Linked DNA regions of Homo sapiens: region 1 is linked to region 2. Evidence: read pairs that join two places in POLR2A ChIA-PET (ENCODE). Cell type or tissue: GM12878. All regions are shown on one strand. Each heading gives the region's core, and the rest is flanking DNA. Links, peaks and the distances in the headings are about the cores only. Region 1 overlaps GRIN2B (glutamate ionotropic receptor NMDA type subunit 2B). Region 2 overlaps BORCS5 (BLOC-1 related complex subunit 5).

Evidence for each region. Peaks named below come from ENCODE experiments on the same cell type or tissue, not always from the same donor. Only the 100,000 strongest peaks of a DNase experiment are listed, where the experiment ranks them.
Region 1: POLR2A ChIA-PET joins it to region 2 with 9 read pairs; 1 of 35 experiments calls an interaction of 5 or more read pairs at or near these places.

What each region holds. Positions count from the first base shown.
Region 1 is chr12:13,590,112-13,595,111 of GRCh38, reverse strand. All of the region lies in intron 10 of GRIN2B (glutamate ionotropic receptor NMDA type subunit 2B), which reads left to right. The region is part of intron 1 of LOC105369668 (a long non-coding RNA gene); the gene reads right to left. Among named protein-coding and RNA genes, the nearest start is that of LINC01559, 220 kb to the right of the region's middle. In GM12878, for the core only: no CTCF peak of the experiment used is centred there; DNase peaks (open chromatin) are centred at 2,371 and 2,861.
Region 2 is chr12:12,422,244-12,438,526 of GRCh38, reverse strand. It overlaps BORCS5 (BLOC-1 related complex subunit 5), which reads right to left. Exons shown (of 4, transcript NM_058169.6): 3 at 2,742-2,899. Among named protein-coding and RNA genes, the nearest start is that of BORCS5, 73 kb to the right of the region's middle. RefSeq lists a silencer at 5,818-6,112. In GM12878, for the core only: no CTCF peak of the experiment used is centred there; a DNase peak (open chromatin) is centred at 7,321; H3K27ac peaks cover 447 bases.

The sequences.
Region 1 (5,000 bases), core at 1-5,000, 1.2 Mb before region 2:
CTTCACCCTGTTACCTTGCCCCAACATTTCAGAATCTCCTCTTGGAATTTCAATCTCACCTCTCAAACCCAGGTAATCAAAAAGGGGCTTTTAACACAATTATGTAATTGTCATGCTGGGACTCTGTGTGAGCCAGACAGTTTATGCAGTAGTAAGGGGCATTTCCGCTAGGCAGCTGTGGTAGCATTGCCTTGGAATGGGGCAAAAAGGAATTTGGTATTGGGAAGCACAGCAGTTCTCCAGCTCCTTTTGAAGAAAGTCTTTATAATGCAACTTCAACTCTCAGTTGGAAATGCCCTGAAATCACACGTTATCCAATACACCCATGCTCCAAGATGAGTTTCCCCAGGTTACAGATGGCCTAGACAAGCAGCCACTCCACTTCTGCCCTTCCACTTGGCACTACTGGCACCTCCATGTGAGCGGCTTTTTTTTTTTTTAATACTTTAAGTTCTAGGGTACATGTGCAGAATGTGCGGGTTTGTTACATAGATATACACATGCCATGGTGGTTTGCTGCACCCATCAACCTGTCATCTACATTAGGTATTTCTCCTAATGCTATCCTTCCCCTAGCCCCCCACCCCCTTACAGGCCCCAGTGTGTGATGTTCCCCTCCCTGTGTCCGTGTGTTCTCATTGCTCAACTCCCACTTATGAATGAGAACATGTGATATTTGGTTTTCTGTGCTTGTGTTAGTTTGCTGCGAATGATGGTTTCCAGCTTCTTCCATGTCCCTGCAAAGGACATGAACTGATCCTTTTTTATGGCTGCATAGTATTCCATGGTATATATGTGCCACATGTTCTTAATCCAGTCTATCATTGATGGGCATTTGGGTCAGTTCCAAGTCTTTGCTATTGTGAACAGTGCCACAATAAACATAGGTGTGCATGTGTCTTTATAGTAGAAAGATTTATAATCCTTTGGGTATATACCCAGTAATGGGATTGCTGGGTCAAATGGTATTTCTAGTTCTAGATCCTTGAGGAATTGCCACACTGTCTTCCACAGTGGTTGAACTAATTTACACTCCCACCAACAGTGTAAAAGCCTTCCTATTTCTCCACATCCTCTCCAGCATCTGTTGTTTCCTGACTTTTTAATAATCACCATTCTAACTGGCATGAGATGGTATCTCATTGTGGTTTTGATTTGCATTTCTCTAATGACCAGTGATGATGAGCTTTTTTTCATAAGTTTGTTGGCTGCATAAATGTCTTCTTTTAATAAGTGTCTGTTCATATCCTTCACCCACTTTTTGATGGTGTTGTTTGTTTTCTTGTAAATTTAAGTGCTTTGTAGATTCTGGATATTAGGCCTTTGTCAGATGGACAGATTGCCAAAATTTTCCCCATTCTGTAGGTTGCCAGTTCACTCTGATGATAGTTTATTTTGCTGTGCAGAAGCTCTTTAGTTTAATCAGATCCCATTTGTCAATTTTGGCTTTTGGTGTTTTAGTCATGAAGTCTTTGCCCATGCCTATGTTCTGAGTGGTATTGCCTAGGTTTTCTTCTAGGGTTTTTATGGTTTTTGGTCTTACATTTAAGTCATTAAGCCATCTTGAGTTAATTTTTATATAAGGTGTAAGGAAGGGATCCAGTTTCAGCTTTCTGCATATGGCTAGCCACTTTTCCCAACACCATTTATTAAATAGGGAATCCTTTCCCCATTGCTTGATTTTTGTCAGGTTTGTCAAATATCAGATGGTTGTAGATGTGTGGTGTTATTTCTGAGGCCTCTGTTCTGTTCCATTGGTCTATATATCTGTTTTGGTACCAGTACCATGCTGTTTTTGTTACTGTAGGCTTGTAGTATAGTTTGAAGTCAGGTAGCATGATGCCTCCAGCTTTGTTCTTTTTGCTTAGGATTGTTTTGGCTATGTGGGCTCTTTTGGTTCCACATGAAATTTAAAGTAGTTTTTTCCAATTCTGTGAAGAAAGTCAATGGTAGCTTGATCGGGATAGCACTGAATGTATAAATTACTTTGGACAGAATGGCCGTTCTGATGATATTGATTCTTCCTATCCACATTATCCTTACAGCATCTGAAAAATTAGTGGTTCAGTAAAGAAGGAGGAATGACTTAAAATAGTTCCCAAGGCAATCTGTAAACTGGGCCTTCATGACCCATGTAAAGTGGCCTTCATGACCACTACATTTTTTTAGCATGCTTTTATGTATTTAAACTTCCAGTTTAACCCTTTATATAAACAACAAAAACAATTTTGGGGAAGTTGAATGCTTGTTTAATCACACATCAGTAAGACATTGTTTTCAAATTATCTTCCTTTTAACACCTAGATGTCATCACTTAGACCGAAAGAACAGGGCTTTTGATTTTGTGGATGTGAAAATAGGGGGTGTCAGGCTTGGATGCCCCAAAAGGAGGTTAGGAAAGCACCAGAGCTCAGCAAGTGGAGTACAGGTATAGATAAATGAAGTATGGGGGCCAGCTCTGAACCCAAGCAAATGCAATTCATTTTCCTTTCCTCCAATACTTCATTACCCATTTCTGGCCTTTGTCACCCCCATGTCATGGGTGCAACTGGCTAGGGCTACATCACAGGTGGTAAAAGAATTTACCAAGACAGTTGTGGGTAAAGAAAGGCAGATTTATTAGAGAAACTAAGAAAGGTGCATTGCAAGAGTGCAACAGGCAGTACAGCAGAGAGAAGCCTGTCTGCCAAGATGCAGGGGATGGAGGGGAGTTTTATAGGGTCATGCTGGAAAGGCTACTGCAGATAGGTTCATGCTGCTGGGGCTGTTTGGAAGGAGGTATTTGGGAACAGGATGTTTGTGGTTAGCCATTTCTTACAACAATAGCTTGTTAGCCACTTCTTAGAACAATGGCTCTCTTCTACCCTCATTCCTGTTCCTGCCAGCGAGGGCCTCTTTCTTGTTTCTATCAACTTATCAAGACTCCACACCCCAGACACCCACCCCTGTCCTCCTACAATGGCCCAAACACACCCGTCACCCTCCACTAGAATCATTGAGCAAGTGCTCATTTCCTTCACTGAATCATAAGCTCCTTGAGGCAAGAGACATGCTTTCAATAATTATGTCTTTCCAGCTCCTGAGACAGTACCTGGTACATTGTAGAAGTTTATTAAATGAGTAAATGTTCCAAGAACATAAGCTAATAATATTAACACAAAAGTTCTGCTCTCTTTTGGATTAAATTGGCTTTAATGAGCCAACCACTTATAGTATTGTTTCTTGGGGGCAGCATATTTCTGTTTGTGAGCAGCTGATTTATAAATGAACTATTGAGGACAATGTGTTCATAGGTTGGAGTCTGCCTATTGAAAATTGCAGTCCAAAGCCAAAAATATATTAACCTTTGTATTATGTGTTCTTTTGCAATATTAGCAACCATGGCCCTCATTCATGGTAATCACATGAAACCACATCAATAGTTACAGTCTCAGAGAGCATACCTGTCATTAGTGACTGCTGGGTGGCATTCTCCAGGCTAGATGCTTTACATTCTTTGACTCATTTGCCATCTCCCACTTTTAGGTAGATGCTACCTCTACTGTGCAGTAGAGAAAACTAAGACAAGAAGCTATGTGATCTGGCTAGGTTCCTAAACCCTTCTCATGCCTCAGTTTCCTAATGTGTAGAATGGGGATTAAAATGTTACCTACTTTATAGCTGCTGTGCTGATGAAAGAGTTACTCTTTGTAAAGCTTAGAAGAGTGCCTCAAGCATGCTAAATCCTCAATAAATATTAGTGGTCACGTCCTACATCCACCCAGGGTTCGCTCCTAAACCCAGCTCACAAAGCCCACGCTGTTTCTAGCAGATGATTAACATGTGCCCTGAAAGCCACAAACTGCTACAAATACACCCAAGAGCCCACCACTCAGCCCTCCTTCCACCCTGCTTGCCCCAGGCACTCACTTGTTTCAGTGAGATTTTGAGGTGGGAGTAGGAGGGCTGGTGGAGGGAAGGTCAAACGTCAGGGCTAAAAAAGATGTGGAAGGGGCAGCAGGCGAGTTGCAGTGCTTAGACCCCTTGAAACTAGCTCTGGCTCCGAGGATGCCTGGATGAAGAGCATCTTCATGGCCCTCTCAGACAAGAGGTGCCTAGTACCTCTTTGCAGCCAACCTTGTGGGTCTTTTGAAAGCATGCTCCCAGCATCCTCCTAGGCACATAGTAAGGGCTCAGTGAGCATTTCTGAATCTGTGTCTTTTGCCCATCTCTGTGGTAGAAAACAATGACTTCAAGAGTGAGCTTCAACTATGATTCCACCTGACTACTGGGCTCTACCCCAAGGAAATGGTTTCTCACAGGAGTGGGCAAATTATAAAACTGGTCTTTCCCCAGCAATTCCATTGCCGGGTATATGCCCAAAGGATTATAAATCATTCTACTATAAAGACACATGCACACATATGTTTATTGCAGCACTATTTACAATAGCAAAGACTTGGAACCAACCTAAATGCCCATCAATGATAGACTGGATAAAGAAAATGTGGCACTTACACACCATGGAATACTATGCAGCCATAAAAAAAATGAGTTCATGTCCTTTGCAGGGACATGGATAAAGCTGGAAGCCATCATTCTCAACAAACTAGTGAGAAACTAACACAGGAACAGAAAACCAAACACCACGTGTTCTCATTCATAAGTAGGAATTAAGCAATGAGAACACATGGACACAGGGAGGGGAACATCACACACCAGCACCTGTCGGGAGTGGGGGGCTAGGGGAGGGAGAGCATTAGGAAAAATACCTAATGCATGCGGGGCTTAAAACCTAGATGGGGAATTGATAGGTGGAGCAAACCACCGTGGTACGTGTATACCTATGTAACAAACCTGCACGTTCTACACATGTATCCCAGAACTTAAAATAAAATAAATAAATAAAAATTTAAAAACTAGGTCTTTCTTAAGGCCTTCCCTGCTTGCATGGCATATATTGCCAAAGAATTTTCTGTTCCTTCAGACACTCAGAAAAAGTAAACCTAATTTATTCTACT
Region 2 (16,283 bases), core at 5,320-10,319:
ATGAGAAGCTCTGTCTGGTACTTCCAGCTACAAAACACTTTCCCCAGCTCTCTGATATAGAGCTAGTCAGTTAATCTCTCCGTACCACACTTTACTAAACTGCAAAACAACAGATATGGATTAGAGGTTTTTGTTGTTGTTTTTCGTTTTTTTTTTTTTTTTTTTTGAGATGAAATCTGGCTCTGTCGCCCTGGTTGGAGTGCAGTGACATGATCTGGGCTCACTGTAACCTCCACCTCCCAGGTTCAAGCGATTCTTGTGCCTCAGCCTCCCGAGGAGCTGGGACTACAGGCATGCACCATCACACCTGGCTAATTTTTGTATTTTTAGTAGAGATGGAGTTTCACCATGTTGGCCAGGCTGGTCTTGAACTTAAAGGACTTTTTAAAAAGAATAAGCATCAAAAAGCCAATTTATTATAATTCTAAGATCTCCTCTCTGAGAGTTAATGTCATAGTTAATTAACTTCTAGCACAACTGTAAAAAATGGTAGAGTCTGGCTAGGGGCAGTGGCTCACACCTGTAATCCCAGTGCTTTGGGAGGCAGAGGCGGGAGGATCGCTTGAGCTGAGGAGTTTGAAAACATCCTAGGCAACATAGCCAGGCGTGATGGCATACACCTGTAGTCCTAAGCTACTCAGGAAGCTGAGGTTGGAGAATCGCTTCTGCCCAGCAGTTAGAGGTTGCAACGAGCTATGAATGTTATCACTAAACTCCAGCCTCGGTGACAGCATAAGACTCTGTTTCTAAAAAAATTAAAAAGGTAAAGTCTTATGTCTACAATAGCATTTCCCAAAGAATGTTCTAAAATCACTACTTTATGGGACATTAATAAATGTTACCTAAGATAAGTGTTCTGAGGTCAACTAAGTTTCAAAAGTCTGGCTTTCTTTATTGTGAGACTCCTAAGAACTTTAAGTGAGATAATACGCTTTGTGACTTTCCAAGGGGTGGTGAGGGAATATGCAAATCGTTTGACCTCTTTATATGGGACTAGTTTTGTAGAACTTATTTTAGAAATAGTGCTTAAGACCACTGGTTCCCAAATCCTGGGTAATAGAGGGTGGCATTGTATCATTTGGTAAACTTATGTATTAGTCTGTTCTCACATTGCTAATAAAGACATATCCAAGACTGGGTAATTTATAAAGGAAAGAGGTTTAGTTGACTCACAGTTCCACATGGCTGGGGAGGCATCACAATCACAGCTAAAAGTGAATGAGGAGCAAAGTCACATCTTACATGGCGGCAGGCAAGAGAGCTTGTGTAGGGGAACTCCCCTTTACAAAACTATCAGGTCTCATGAGACTTATTCACTATCATGCGAACAGCATGGGAAAGACCTGCCCCCATGACTCAATTACCTCCCACTGGGTCCCTCCCATGACATGTGGGAATTATGGAAGCTACAATTCAAGAGGAGATTTGGGTAGGGACACAGCCAAACCATAACATCTTATTAAAATAATGATTCACAGACCACACCTAGACTTACTGGGAGGAGGGGAGAACTCAGTATTAAAACAAACAAAAAACTCACATGATGCCAATGAATAGTCATGTTTGGAAAGTAAAGCTTGGTAGACCATAATATAGTAAAATAAGTTTATAATATTTGCAAAGCCACATCAATGAAAAGCAATATCAAAGGTCATGTTTAATAGTTTTCCAAATAATAGTATTTAACCCATGAGAGAAGAGTATATGCATGCAACATTTTATGAAAGCTAAGCACTAAAATGTTGGAGGTGTTGGCAAATTTAAATCTGTCAATATAACTAATGACTGCTTTGTAATCTCAAGGATACACTACCTCCATTGCTAAATACAAATTGTTAATCTGCAGTGATTCTTGCTCCATCACTTGTTTCTCCATGTCCATCTTCTCTCACCAGAGTTAAAGGGCCACTTTGTTAAACAAATCTGGGAGTGCCATTCACAGAAGTGGTTTCTCCAGTAAACAGCTCCTAACATTTCCTTGATATTACAGTACATCAAGGTATCAGGAATATAAAGTTTTTCTTGACTGGAAACTTTGGAAAATGTACTTACTTATTCCTTTATGCCCCTAGAACTGTGCTGTGCAGCAGCTGGTCAATGATACATTTAAGTGCTTAAAGGAAGTACCTATTTACTGAGATTGATAATTACACAACATTTGCATCATGTGCTTCAGTTTACTAAGTACTTTCACATGAATTACATTGCTTCTTTCCTTTAAAAACTTTGCGGGTTAAATAGGCGTAATTGTTTCCATAAAACCATTAAGAATCACTGGAGCTTTTCGTATCAAAGCTCCTGCTTTGAAAGAAATTTTAATCTACTGGGAAACAAAATATAAATTATACACAGGAAACAATTAAAGTCAATTCAAAGACAGAATGGTGGCTAGAGCAAATTAGTATGGCAGGACTTTACATGCACTAATAATAGCTAACACTTACTAAGCAATCTGTCACTCAACCCTTGGGGTAAGTTACTACTATTAGCCCCATTTTTCACATGAGGAAACTGAGACAGAGAAGTTAAGCAACTTGGCCAAGCAAATCAGTGGTGATCAGAATTCAAACTCTAAATTAGCCCAGCTCTGTGGACCACTTTTTTCATCATCACATTTTACTGCTGGGAAAAAGCAATCTCCTCAAAGCAATAGTGACAAATGTCAAGTCTTAAGATGGCATCCAGAGTTGCAGAGAATCACAACAACCAGTCAGCAATGTTATTTTCCCGCAGCACATTACCTCTTTGATTCGTTTAACCAAAGCATTCTGGTCAAAAGCAACGGCCTCTGCACACTGATGCAGGTGATCTTGATATCGGAGGCAGAGCTGCAACACCTGCTGAGAGTCCAGTTTCTCCAATTTGGCATTTGTTGGGGAAGTCTGGCCACTCAATAGCCCTTCAAAGGAGAAAAAAATGAAATGAAATTAAAATTACTGCTAATAAACTTGTGAATAAAGTAGTTTAACAAGTTCACTGAAGACAGGGTAAGACTTCAATTTAATCTTGCATCTTTTGTTATATGTTAATGACAATCGTTGCAATTATTATTTATGGGGCATCTGTTATGTGCCAAGCACTTTTGCTAAGTGCTTCTTGTGCACGATTTTTCGTATTCACAGCTGCCCTGGAAAGTGAGGTATTATTAGCTCCATTTACACAGGAGGAAGCCAAGACACAGAGAAGTTAAGTAACTTTCCAAACGTCACATAGCTAGTAAGTGGTTTCTCCAAGAACAGAGCTCCTGACCTTATCACATCACTTCAAGGTACTAGGAATATAAATCCCTTATTAATTGAAAATGTGGGAATATAATTTTTAAAAATAATTAAAATGGTTGTCTGAAAAACTGAGAAAAAGAAATCAAATGTATACAGAAACTGCTAGGAGATGCTAAAATGGAGACATTTAACAAGTAAACAGACTGTCAGCTAACAGGCCAGAAACTCATTCTTTACATTTTCTTTCAACACCAGCTTAGCCAGGTAACCATTAATCTCCCCTGTATTTGCATAGGGGATTATATTTTTATAGGTATGTAGCAGGGCAATTAATAGCATTTGCAGGAGAAGAAATCAATTGAAGAGGCCAAATGATGCCCACATTCACAAAGCAAAGCCCAGTCTAGAAATTAAGCCTATTGCTTTCTGCCAAATCAACAGTTCTCAATTATCAGAACCTCTACACTCTCAAAAATTACCAAGGACCCCAAAGAGCTTTTATGTGAGTTTTATCTTTTGATATTCACCTATAAAAATTAAAACTGAGAACATTCTTAAATATTAAATCATTTAAATATAATGATAACCCCTTTATACATTAACAAAAATAACATTTTAAGGAAAATATTCTTCCAAACCAAAAAAGTGAAATGATGCCACTGGTTTATTTTTATTAATGTCTTTTTAATGTCTGCCTTAATAGAAAACAGCTGGAATATCATAGCTGCTTCTGCATTTAATCTGTTGCTATTTCACATCATTTAGCCTCTGGAAAACTCCACTGGACACTTCTGTAAGAGAATGAGCATGTTTTGCAAATAATGTCTAAGTATTATTACAAACATAGTTTTGACCTCAGAGATTCCCTAGCAGGGTCTTGGGGATCCCAGTGATCGCCCTACCACATGCCAGACCATTCTGTCTCACAGCAGAGCCAATGCTACAGCACAAGGAACACAGAATACATATGACAGTAGGTCACGTGCAGGGCACAGCAAAGCTTTTTTTTTTTTTTTTTTTTTTTGAGACAGAGTCTTGCTCTGTTGCCCATCTGGAGTGCAGTGGCGTGATCTTAGCTCACTGCAACCTCGACCTCCTGGACCCAAGCAATCTTCCTACCTCAGCCTCCAGAGTAGCTGAGGCCACAGGCACTTGTTACCACAGCCAGCTAGTTTTTGTATTTTTAGTAGAGACAGGGTTTTGCTGCCCAGGTTGGTCTCGAACTTCTGGGCTCAAGCGATCCTCCCGCCTCAGTGTAAGCCACCTCACCTGGCCAAAGCTCATCTTGGGAACCCTTCCTCACCGACCCCAACCACCAATGTCCACCCCTCACTGTCCCCAACCACCAACATCCACACCACACTGTTCTGATATATTAGAGCTGAAGCCAGTATTCTCTCCCTCCAGACAGGCTGTATGAAGGGCTACCCAGCTAGGTTGTCCCAGAGAATCCTGGGAAATGCTGGTCGATGCTCTCAGATCTTCTGAGACAGAGCAGCATACAGGGCTGGAACCCGAGGCACTGCTAGGCTCCTCCACATTCCACTGCTCAGCTGCTGCACTACAAGTCCTAACACAGGAGAGCACCAGTTACTTGACCTGAACCTGCTTCCAGGCAGTATGTTTTGGTGAATCCAGTATTAGCAGAAATTGGGAATTTTTTAATTGAAATTTTTATTGAGATCCTATGTATAGGATCCCGTGTCCCCTTTACCCAATTTCCCTCAATGGAAACATCTTGTAAAACTATGGTACAATATCACAACCAGGATATTGACATAGATATAATCTGACCTTATTCAGATCCTACCCATCCCTCCCTTTTTTGGTTTAGAGATGGTATCTCCCTCTGTTGCTGAGGCTGGCCTCAAACTCCTAAGCTCAAGAGATCCTCCCACCTTGGCTTCCCAAGTAGCTGGGACTACAGGAGTATGCCGCTGCACCCGGGCAGATTTCCTTTTTTTTTTTTTTTTTTTTTTTTTTGAGACACAGTCTCGCTCTGTCTTCCAGGCTGGAGCACAGTGGAATGATCTCCTCAGCTCACTGAAACCTTGTTCAAGCAATTGAACAAGGCCCCTGAGTAGCTGGGATTACAGGCATGTGCCACCATTCCTGCCTAATTTTTGCATTTTTTAGTAGAGACAGGGTTTCACCATGTTGGCCAGGCTGATCTCAAACTCTTGACCTAAGGTGATCCAGCTGCCTCAGCCTTCCAAAGTGCTGGGATTACAGGCATGAGCCACTGTGCCCAGCCCAGATTTCCTCATTTTATTTGCACTGATTTGTGTCTGTATTTAGTTTTTTTTCCTATACACAAGTTCATGTATTCATCACCATGGTCAGATGCTGAAAAGTTCCATCACCACAAAGAGTTCTTGTGCTGCTTTTGTAACTATACCTACCCCACTCTTTCTCTCATCCCCCTTTCCATCTTTAAAACACTGGCAACCATTAATCCATTCAACATTTCTAAAATTTTGTCCTTTCAAAAGTGTTATATAAATGAAATAATACATGATGTAAGCTTTTAGGATTGAATCTTTTTAGTTGCCCAACATAAAACTTTAGAGATGTGTCTATGTTGTTGATATATCAATGGTTAATTCTTTTTTTATTTCTGAGTAGTATTCCATGGTATATATGTATCAGAGTTTGTTAAACCATTCACCCATTGGAGGACATTTGGACTGTTTCCAGTTTGGGGCTATTACAAACAAGTCTGCTGTGAGCAGTCATGTACAGGTTTTTGTGTAAACATAAGTTTTCATTTCTCTGGGATAAATGCCCAAGAATGCAATTGCTGGGTCATATGGTAATTGCATGTTTAGTTTTATAAGAAACTGTCAGTTTCCCAGAGTGCCTGTACCAAGAAAATGGGAATGCTACAGACCACTAAAATCTCCTAACAAAACTATCAAGGGCTACCCTATCACTGACAAGAAATACATTTCCAGGAACGCAAACTTGGGAGAAGATACCAAAAGCATTTTGCTGTCAATCCGAAATTGAAAGAGGAAAAGAGGAAGGAGGCACCATGGAAAAAGGAATGAACGATTTTGTGCCATTAACAGTGGACCAGGATAATGCAAAAGCCATAAAGGAAACACTGATAAATTCAACAATACAAAAACCAAGACTCCTCATGACAACAAACACAAGTTAAAATTTAAAATACAAAAAGAATACCCAAAATCTGAGGAAAATAAAAAACCTGCAGAGACCCCAGGAAGCCTTTTTCCTCCTATTGTGATAACTCATATCACATAGGGTAAACTTCCTAATATATAAAGAGTGCCTAGAAATTGCAAATAAGGCTGGGCACAGTGGCTCATGCCTATAATTCCAGCACTTTGGGAGGCTGAGGCGGGCAGATCACCTGAGGTCAGGAGTTCAAGACCAGCCTGGCTAACACGGTGAAACCCCATCTCTACTAAAAATACAAAAAGTAGGTGGGTGTGGTGGCATGCACCTGTAGTCCCAGCTACTTGAGAGGCTGAGGCAGAAGAATCTCTCGAACCCGGGAGGCAAAGGCTGAAGTGAGCCAAGATCCAACTCCATCTCTAAAAAAACAAGAAAAGAAATTGGCAAATTAAAAACTAGCAAAAGGGCCAGGCGCAGTGGCTCACGCCTGTAATCCCAGCACTTTGGGAAGCCGAGGCGGGCAGATCACGAGGTCAAGAGATCAAGACCATCCTGGCCAACATGGTGAAACCCCGTCTCTACTAAAAATACAAAAATTAGTTGGGCATGGTGGCAGGCACCTGTATTCCCAGCTACTCAGGAGGCTGAGGCAGGAGAATCGCTTGAACCCGGAGGCGGAGCTTGCAGTGAGCCGCGATCATGCCACCACACTCCAGCCTGCCGACAGAGCAAGACTCCGTCTCAAAAAAAAAAAAAAAAAAGAATTAGCAAAAGAAAGATGAACAAAAGTTATGAAAAGATATTTCACAGAAAAGGAAATACCAATACCTCAACTATAAGAAAAGATGCACAACCTCACTTATAATAAGAAAAACAAATTGAAACTTTACCACAAGCCCATTTTTCACCTGTCAAATTGGTAAAAACGAAAAGCATGAAAAATACTTTGTAGGTGGAGCTGTGAGGAAAGAGGTTTTGCTGCTTAGTGTGTAAGTTGTTAACACCCTATGGAGGAGGGCAATTTGGCATGGATAACAAAATTACAAATGCATAGCCTCTGATGCAACAGCTTCACCACTAGGAATTTACACACACAGTAGCACACAAGCTAAATGATGTATATACAAGAGTATTCATTGCAGCAGTGACTGTAACAGCAAAGGTCAGCAAACACCACAATGTCCCTGAATAGAGGGCCTGTTAATTAAATCAGGGTATATCTATAAATAGTATTACATGAACAAAGAAAAGAATGAGGGCGCTCTCTATGTACTTACATGGAAAAAAACCTCCATAAGATAAAATTTTTAAAAGGTATATAGATGCATAGAGTGTGCTATCATTGCATAAAAATGGGGGTTGGGGTGCAAGTAAACAAGAGTATATGTTCAGATTTACTTATATTTACATAAATAAACTCTGAAATGATATATAAGAATTAGATGGAGGCAAGGGGTAAAGAGGGGGAATTTCATAGTATACTTTTAACAGAACTTTTTTTAACCAAATGAATGCATTTCCCCCTTAAATATTTTTTAAATAAATAAACTCATTTTAACAAAAAGCTGAGGTTTTTCCTCATCTATGAGTAAGAACTTCAGGGCAGTTCTCCCTTCTTCACCCATCCCAAGTGCCCCCTACTCCATAAGTAAAAACCTCATCTTTAATTCTCACCAAAGTTCATATGGCCGAACACATCTTAAAACATTTTATCGGCCAGGCACAGTGGCTCACGCCTGTAATCCCAGCACTTTGGGAGGCCAAGGCAGGCGAATCACGAGGTCAGGAGATCGAGACCACCCTGGCTAACATGGTGAAACCCCGTCTCTACTAAAAATATAAAAAAATTAGCCAGGCGTGGTGGCAGGCGCCTGTAGTCCCAGCTACTCGGGAGGCTGAGGCAGGAGAATGGCGTGAACCCAGGAGGCAGAGCTTGCAGTGAGCCGAGATCTTGCCACTGCACTCCAGCCTGGGTGACAGAGCAAGACTCTGTCTCAAAAAAAAAAAAAAAAATTTTCTCTAAGGTGATTAAAGTGGTATAACAAATGGTGAGCTGGTTGAAGACAGGGACCACGTTTTGCTTATCTTTTTATCTCATGTCTAGTAGAGCACCTAGTACATAAAAGGTTCTTGATTAGGGTACGAGTATGCAGTTCTATTGCTGGAATTCCAAGGAAAGCATAAGTCTAGGAAGATATTAGGAGGAAAAAGGCTTCCCAGGATCTCTGTAGGCTGCATATATGCCTAAGAGCGAGTCCTTGTCTCAGTCTGAATCTGCTCTTCTAAGGTGCATGAGGAAGCTCTCCGGTGCTTCAGAAGACTATTGGGAGCCTGAATCGCAGAATGAAGTGGAGGAAGGCTACAGGGCCAGCCCAAGCTGCCAGGTGGCTGAAGCAGAGGGCCCAGAACCCAACCTTAGCTCACAAAACAAAACTCTCACTTCTACCTCTTGAGAAAAAGGTGGAGGGTGAGGGAAACGAGGGAAGTAGGAGGGGGATTTTGAGAAGGTTGCCAGGTCTAATAGGCACACTAGGATGTTCAAATTAAGTTGCCTAGCCAACTTCAAAATCAAAGGAATTACACTTTAAGTCATTCTTATAAATCACAATTGCAGCCTCCCTCTAACCATCTAAAAACAAAACCCAGGTGCATGACTCTATCCTCAGAATGTGCTTCCTTGACTCATAGGAATCTCCATAAACCCACCGCAAATCCTGCCCCGGGTCATAGCAGGAGCAAGACAGGACAGAGAAAATAAGAAGATGGGCCACATTTTCCATTCCTGAAGCAACAAAGTTGTGGCAACCCAGGCAAATTCTAGAGGCATTGAACACAATGTTTTCCCATCACCCTCTTGTGCCAGGAAACCATCTCCCTCTCGTATTGATAGCTACGCCTCTCCTGGATCTTCTGAAAAGAGGGAGAAGGACAGAAAGCTGGGCAAATTTAGAGACGGTAAATTTTGTCATTTTTAGGAGACCACAAACTTCCAGTCCTCTGAAGTGTTTCATTCTGAATGAGCATTAAGATTTTTTAAATTTTTGGAATGCTTTCAATGAGTTGTGCACTTGCCTGTTTGCTCAGTCCCCACCATCTCCCTCCTGTCCAATGCCCGGCAGCTCCACTCACCCACATTACCTGCCTGGCCTCTGCGGGCTTCTGGATTTATACTCCTATTTTAATTATTTCCTACCAACTCCAATACCATTAATAGAGAATGAACCTTGAAATTATTTTTTGTATAGTTTTATAAATGTTTTTTACACTTAGGATTTTTCTGCTTTACCCTTTATTATGAAAATTTTTAAATGTAGAAAAGTAGGGGAAAAATGTATACCCAAATACCCACCACCTAGATTCAACAACTAATATTTTGTCATATCTACTTCATCTCACTATATAATTTTTTTTCTTTTGCTGAGCCGTTAAAAACACCATAACATCATGACACTTCACTCCTAATACTCCATAAAGAAGAACGTTGATCCACATACTTATGGTTAGTTTTCCATGTTAAAGAGAAGAAGTTTCTAAATTACATGTTCCTTACAGTTAAGCAACAGGGCCATTGCCTTCAGTTTTCTACTTCTTCTTTAGTTTAATACGGGGATGCACCCAAAGATGTTTACTGAGTTAAAAACCTGATCTAACAGATTCCATATATTAAGGGTTAGGTTTGCAAATGGTAAATACTGGAGATATTTCCTAAGACCCTGTTTAAACCACTTTGCTTATACAAAAATGAGGAGTAGGCTCCAGGGAGTGAGTGAAGACCAAGACTGAATATTCCAGAGATCCAGCAAACTACCATCTGTACCTACCTCTTTGTGTAAAATGTTGAGTGGAAAAATCATCAGGGTTAGAAGTGTGGGAAATATTCTGCAGAGTGATCTTTTTCATTCTGAGATGTCAGGTGGGGGGAAACCCACAGTTTCTCTATAGCACAGTGCAGAGCCATATGGCTATTAGCTTAGCCTATTACCAAACCGAATTCCTTAACTCTGAGAGGCTTAGATACTTCTAGGACTAGAAATCAGTATTACAAATATTGGGACACATAACGAGCTCCATTTACTGCTACAGAATCCAGGAAGTAGAAATTAAATATAACTTTGACAAAAGTTACTGTGAAGGTATAATTAAACAACAGATTCTGAAAAAAGAAAATTCCCCCGTATGGACTGAATGTTTGTGTTTCCCCAAATTTCCTATGTTGAAATCCTAATCCCCAGTGTAATGGTATTAGGAGGTGGGGACCTTAGTGGGTGAGTAGATCATGAGTATAGAGGCTTCATGAATGGGACTAGTGTCACTAGAAGAAGAGATGTGAGAGCCTCCCCTCACTCTTTCTGTTCCCAGCCATGTGAGGCCACAGCAAGAAGATAGCCATCTGCAAACCAGGGAGCAGGTCCTCGGCAGAGGCAAATCTGCCGGCACCTTGACCTTGGATTTCCCAGCCACCAGAACTATCAGAGATAAATGCTTGCTGTTTAAGCCACCCGGTTTATGGTATTCTGTTATAGGAGCCCAAATTGACTATGATACCCCCAAAAACAATAAGAAATTTTCGAGTCTATTGGTCATAGTATATTTCAAAGATAAAAGCACTTAAGCTATATGTATCCTTTACTTAAACTCTAGTTCTCAAAGGCACTCCCTTCTCTTCTTAAAGAAAGGGAAAGTCTGGCCGGGCGCGGTGGCTCACGCCTGTAATCCCAGCACTTTGGGAGGCCGAGGCGGGCCCATCACAAGGTCAGGATATCGAGACCATCCTGGCTAACACGGTGAAACCCCATCTCTAGTAAAAATACAAAAAATTAGCTGGGCGTGGTGGCGGGTGCCTGTAGTCCCAGCTACTTGGGAGGCTGAGGCAGAAGAAAGGCGTGAACCTGGAAGGTGGAGCTTGCAGTGAGCCGAGATTGTGCCACCAAACTCCAGCCTGGACGAGAGTGCGAGACTCCCACCTCAAAAAAAAAAAAAAAAAAAAAAAAAGAAAAGAAAGAGAAAGTCTAAAACCATCTTCCCAACTTGGAGAGAATTTTGTGATGTGCGTTAGTGATTGATTCCTTCGGGATACTTAGAAAAAGTGTGCTTTCTAAGGCTGATTCCTTCAGAACATTTATCCCCACCCTGTGACCTCAGAGGAGTGCTAACCTCGAGGGGGCAACGGCAGTCATCATTGCTCTGGTTAAACCATGTGGCAGAAGAAACTGCAAGTGCAGAACAAGCCCCATGTAAGATGCCACCCACCACAATGTTTGGTGAGGATACAAACATTTCTCCCAGGACCTCCGAAACCCACCAGAGGGCAAGACAGAGGAACTTTTTAATGGAGGCAGCATGGAAAAAGCTGAATTCAGCTCCCTTATTTATTAGCTGTGTGAATCTGGACAATTTATCTTACATCTTTGAGCCTCAATTTTCTCATATGTAAAAGCAAGATAATAATCATGTCCCTTCTAGGGTTTGCCTAGCACACAATAGGATTTTGATAAAACTCTGTTCCCTTTATTCTTGCATTTCTTAAGTCTCAGAGAAGTAAAGGGTTCAAGGGAATTTGTGGTAAGCAATGAAAAGCACTTCATCCTTCTGTGTTAGGCACCCATTTGGCCATGGCCAGTGGCCCTAATTTATGGTACCAAAGAAACAAGAACAGAGGATGTCACACCCAAAAGTAGACACAGTATTTCCAAAGGTCATCAGTATCCACAAACGACACACCTCAGTGTCTTCGAGGAATCCTGTTCACTGCTATAAAATTAGCATTTCACAATCTCTACCTTTTCCTCTTGAATAATTAAGTAAAATGGAATAGGCTGTAGTTACCAACTACTTGGTATGCAGAGGTGAGAGGACTGCTTAAGCCTAGAAGTTCAAAGCCAGCCTCGGCAATATAGCACGATTCTCTGTCTCCTATTAAGTAAATGTTCAACTGCTCATCTGCCCTAAACAATTTCCAGGTTCGCAGGCTTGCTCTCTGTTTGAACTTACCAGACTAGGGAAGGGAGACCACATGGTATAATGAAAAAGTTTGGAGTCAGGTAGACCCGGAATTGGAATCCAAGGATTGCCATTTAAAACCTGTGTGATGTTGAGGGAGTCTAAATTTAACTTCCCTTAATTCAAATCCTTCATCTGTAAGTGTGACATATTAAAGGAGTATTATGGGAACTATATAAAGTTATGCCTACCACAGCACCTAGCAAAGAGGAGGCACACAATTCGTGTTAATTTCCTCACTGTCTCAAAGTCCCCAGTCACCAACTGTAGTAGTCAATTAAGCAGGCTTTCAAAAGCTGGCTGTATGACTGGCCTATCCTACCACTATAAGTGTTTACCAGGCACACACTACTATGTACTAGCACTGTAGGAAATAGCAAAGAAATGATCTCATTCCTCAAGCAGATTACCAGAAGAAGCAGGAGTTATTTATAAGGAAGGCAAATATGAAAAGGAGCTAAATTTAAAAAGATAAAACAACAAACCACACAATTGGGCAAAGGATTTAAATAGGCATTTCTCCAAAGGAGATATACAAACAGCCAATAAGCATATGAAGGATGCTCGACATCACTAATCATGAGGGAAATACAAAACACAATGAGATACCACTTAATCATTAGGATGGCTATTATCCAAACAATGGAAAATAACAAGTGTTGGCAAGGATGTTCTCCATATCCTTGGAACCCTTGTGCATTGCTGGTGACAATGTAAAATGGTGCACCTGCTGGGGAAAACAGTATGGGGGTTCCTAAAAAAAGTAACTAAAAAGGGAATTTGGGGAAGACTGTGGTAGGAAGCACCAGGAATTTATCTTCCCAACTAAATAATTGCACTGGTGCACTCTGTCTGATGTAACTATTTTGTAGCTCTAGAGTCTATTGAAGGCTTGCAACATCCAGAGGAAGGCCTGGATGATGAATTATAATTACTTTCAGTCTATTTCAGCTGTCATCATAATAGCACCAGCCATCTCAAAGCTCCCATCCCCACTGCAGGCAGCTACGCACTTATTCCTGGAGTGGCTTGCACACAGTTTGTGGGAGACAGCAGGGGAGAAAAGGACCCTGTCCTCTAAATATGAATCTATGCTCTGATCAATGTTGGCTGCTTCTGATCACAAAGGTGCAGACAGAGACACAGACGGTAATCACTGTTGTTGCACCTCCACCACACTGCTGCAAGGTCTTCCCACTCACGCTGAAGTGACTTTCAGAGGATTAAAGGGGGCAGCATTTTTTTCACCCTCCTTCACTTTTTTCTTTTTCCCTCTCTGGGACCCGGACATTAAAGACCAGGATATTCAAAAGCAACCACATATATAGGGGAAATTAGAAAGTTGCTATGCATGCCCAGGGAAGAGCACAGGCTCAGAAAAGATCTGAGGAGACCTAACATGTATACCTCTGGCTGATTCTTGGCACAGACACATCCTGTAACAATCAAAATACCAAAAATAAACCCAAAAAACAGTAAACCCAGAGAAGGGGGAGAATCTGTTTCCACAGTTACCATATTACTGGATTTAAATGTCCAATTTTCAAAAAAAAAAAAATCACCAGTCATACAAAGAAACAGAAAAGTATGGCTCATTCAAAGGAAAAATATAAACCAACAGATACTGTCCCTGAAAAAAGACAATGGCAAATCCACTAGACAAAGACTTTAAAACAACTGTCTTAAAGATGCTCAAAGAGCTAAAGGAGACATGGAGAAAGCCAAGAAAACAATGTATAAACAAATGGAAAATATCAATAAAGAGACAGAAAACCTAAAAAGAAATGAAAAATAAGTTCTGGAACTGAAATAACTGATACGAAAAATTCAATGCAGGGATTCAAAGGCAGATTTGAGCAGGCAGAAGAAAGAATGAGTGAATAATGAGTACAATGAATACTATCTAGTCTGAGGAACAGAAAGAAAAAAGATTAAGGAAAAGTGAACTGATCTAAGGGATTGATGAGACACCATCAAGTGGATAACCGTATGCATTGTGGGAGTCCCAAAAGGAAAACAGAAAGAGAAAGGGAGAGAAAACATCTGAAGAAACAATGGCCAAAAACATCCCAAATTTGATGAAAGAGATGAATACAAACATCCAAGAAGCTCAACAAACTCAAAACAGGATTCAGAGACCCACACCAGGACACATTATAATCAACCTTTAGAAAGGGCCAGGCACACTGGCTCACGCCTGTAATCCCAGCACTTTGGGAGGCCAAGGTGGGCAGATCACTTGAGGTCAGGAGTTTGACACCAGCCTGGGCAACATGGCAAAACCCCATCTCTACAAAAAAATATAAAAATTAGCCAGGCGTGGTGGCAGATGCCTGTAGTCCCAGCTACTTGGGAGGCTAAGGCAGGAGGATCATCTGAGCCTGGGATGCAGAGGTTGCAGTGAGCTGAGATTGCACTACTGCACTCTAGCCTGGGTGACAGACTGAGACTCTGTCTCAAAAAACAAACAAAAAGACAACGAGAAATTTGAAAGCAGCAAAAGAAAAACACCTTATCACATAAAAGGGAACCTTAATAAGATTATCAACAGATTTCTCATCAGAAACCTAGGGGGCCATAAGGTGGTAAACTGCTAAAAGAAAAAAAAACAAAAAACAAAAAACCTGTCAACCAAGAATTTTATATCCAGTAAAACTATCCTTCAAAAATGAGGGAGAAATTAAGCGTATCAGTCAGGAAAAAAAAAAAAAAAAAAAAAAAAAAAAGCTGAGGGAGTTTCTTAATACTAGACCTGCCCTGCAAGAAATGCTAAAGGGGGTCCTGCAGGTTGAAATGAAAGCACACTAGAGAGTTGAGTGAAGAAATAAAGATCTCAGTAAAGGTAAATATATGGCAAATTATAAAAGCCCATGTACTGTTCATGCCTGTAATCCCAGCACTTTGGGATGCCAAGGAGGGTGGATCACGAGGTCAGGAGATTGAGACCATCCTGGCTAACACGGTGGGACCCCGTCTCTACTAAAAATACAAAAAAATTAGCCAGGCGTGGTGGCGGGCGCCTTTAGTCCCAGCTACTTGGGAGGCTGAGGCAGGAGAATGGCGTGAAGCCGGGAGGCGGAGCTTGCAGTGAGTCGAGATCACGCCACTGCACTCCAGCCTAGGTGACAGAGTGAGACTCCATCTCAAAAAATAAAAAAATAAATAAAAAATAAAAAAAAAAAAGCCCATGTATTTACAGGGGTTTTTGTAACCATGGTTCGTAACTCTTTTGTAACCATGGTTTGTAGCTCCACTTTTGGCTTTCTGCGTTAAGAGACTGATACATTAAAAAAAATTAGTCTAAAAGCTAATGTTATTGTAACTTTAGTTTATAACTCCATATTTTGTTTTTTTACATAATTTGAGAGATTACTGCATTAAAAAAGTATTAGTTTATATTTTGGACACACCCTGTATAAAGATATTATCTTGTGACATTAACAACTGAAAGGGATGGAAACTAAGCTGGAAAGGAGCAGAGTTTTTCTATGTTATGAAAGTTAAGCTGTCACTGCTCTGCCTCTGGAGGTCATTCCTTATTCTTTTACTTTTTTTTTTTCTTTTGAGATGAAGACTCACTCTGTTACCCAGGCTGGAGTGCAGTGCCACGATCTCGGCTCACTGCAACCTCTGCCTCCTGGGTTCAAACGATTCTTCCAAGTAGCTGAGACTACAGGCATGTGCCACCACGCCTGGCTAATTTTTGAATTTTTAGTAGAGATGGGGTTTCACCATGTTGGTCAGGCTGGTCTTGAACGCCTGACCTCAGGTGATCTGCCTGCCTGGGCCTTCCAAAGTGCTGGAGTTACATGCGTGAGCCACCGCATCCGGCCTCCTTCACTTTCTTAATAAACTTGTTTTCACTTAAAAAAAAAAATAAAAGAAAAGAAAGCTAAGCTGGTATAAATTCAAATTATTGTG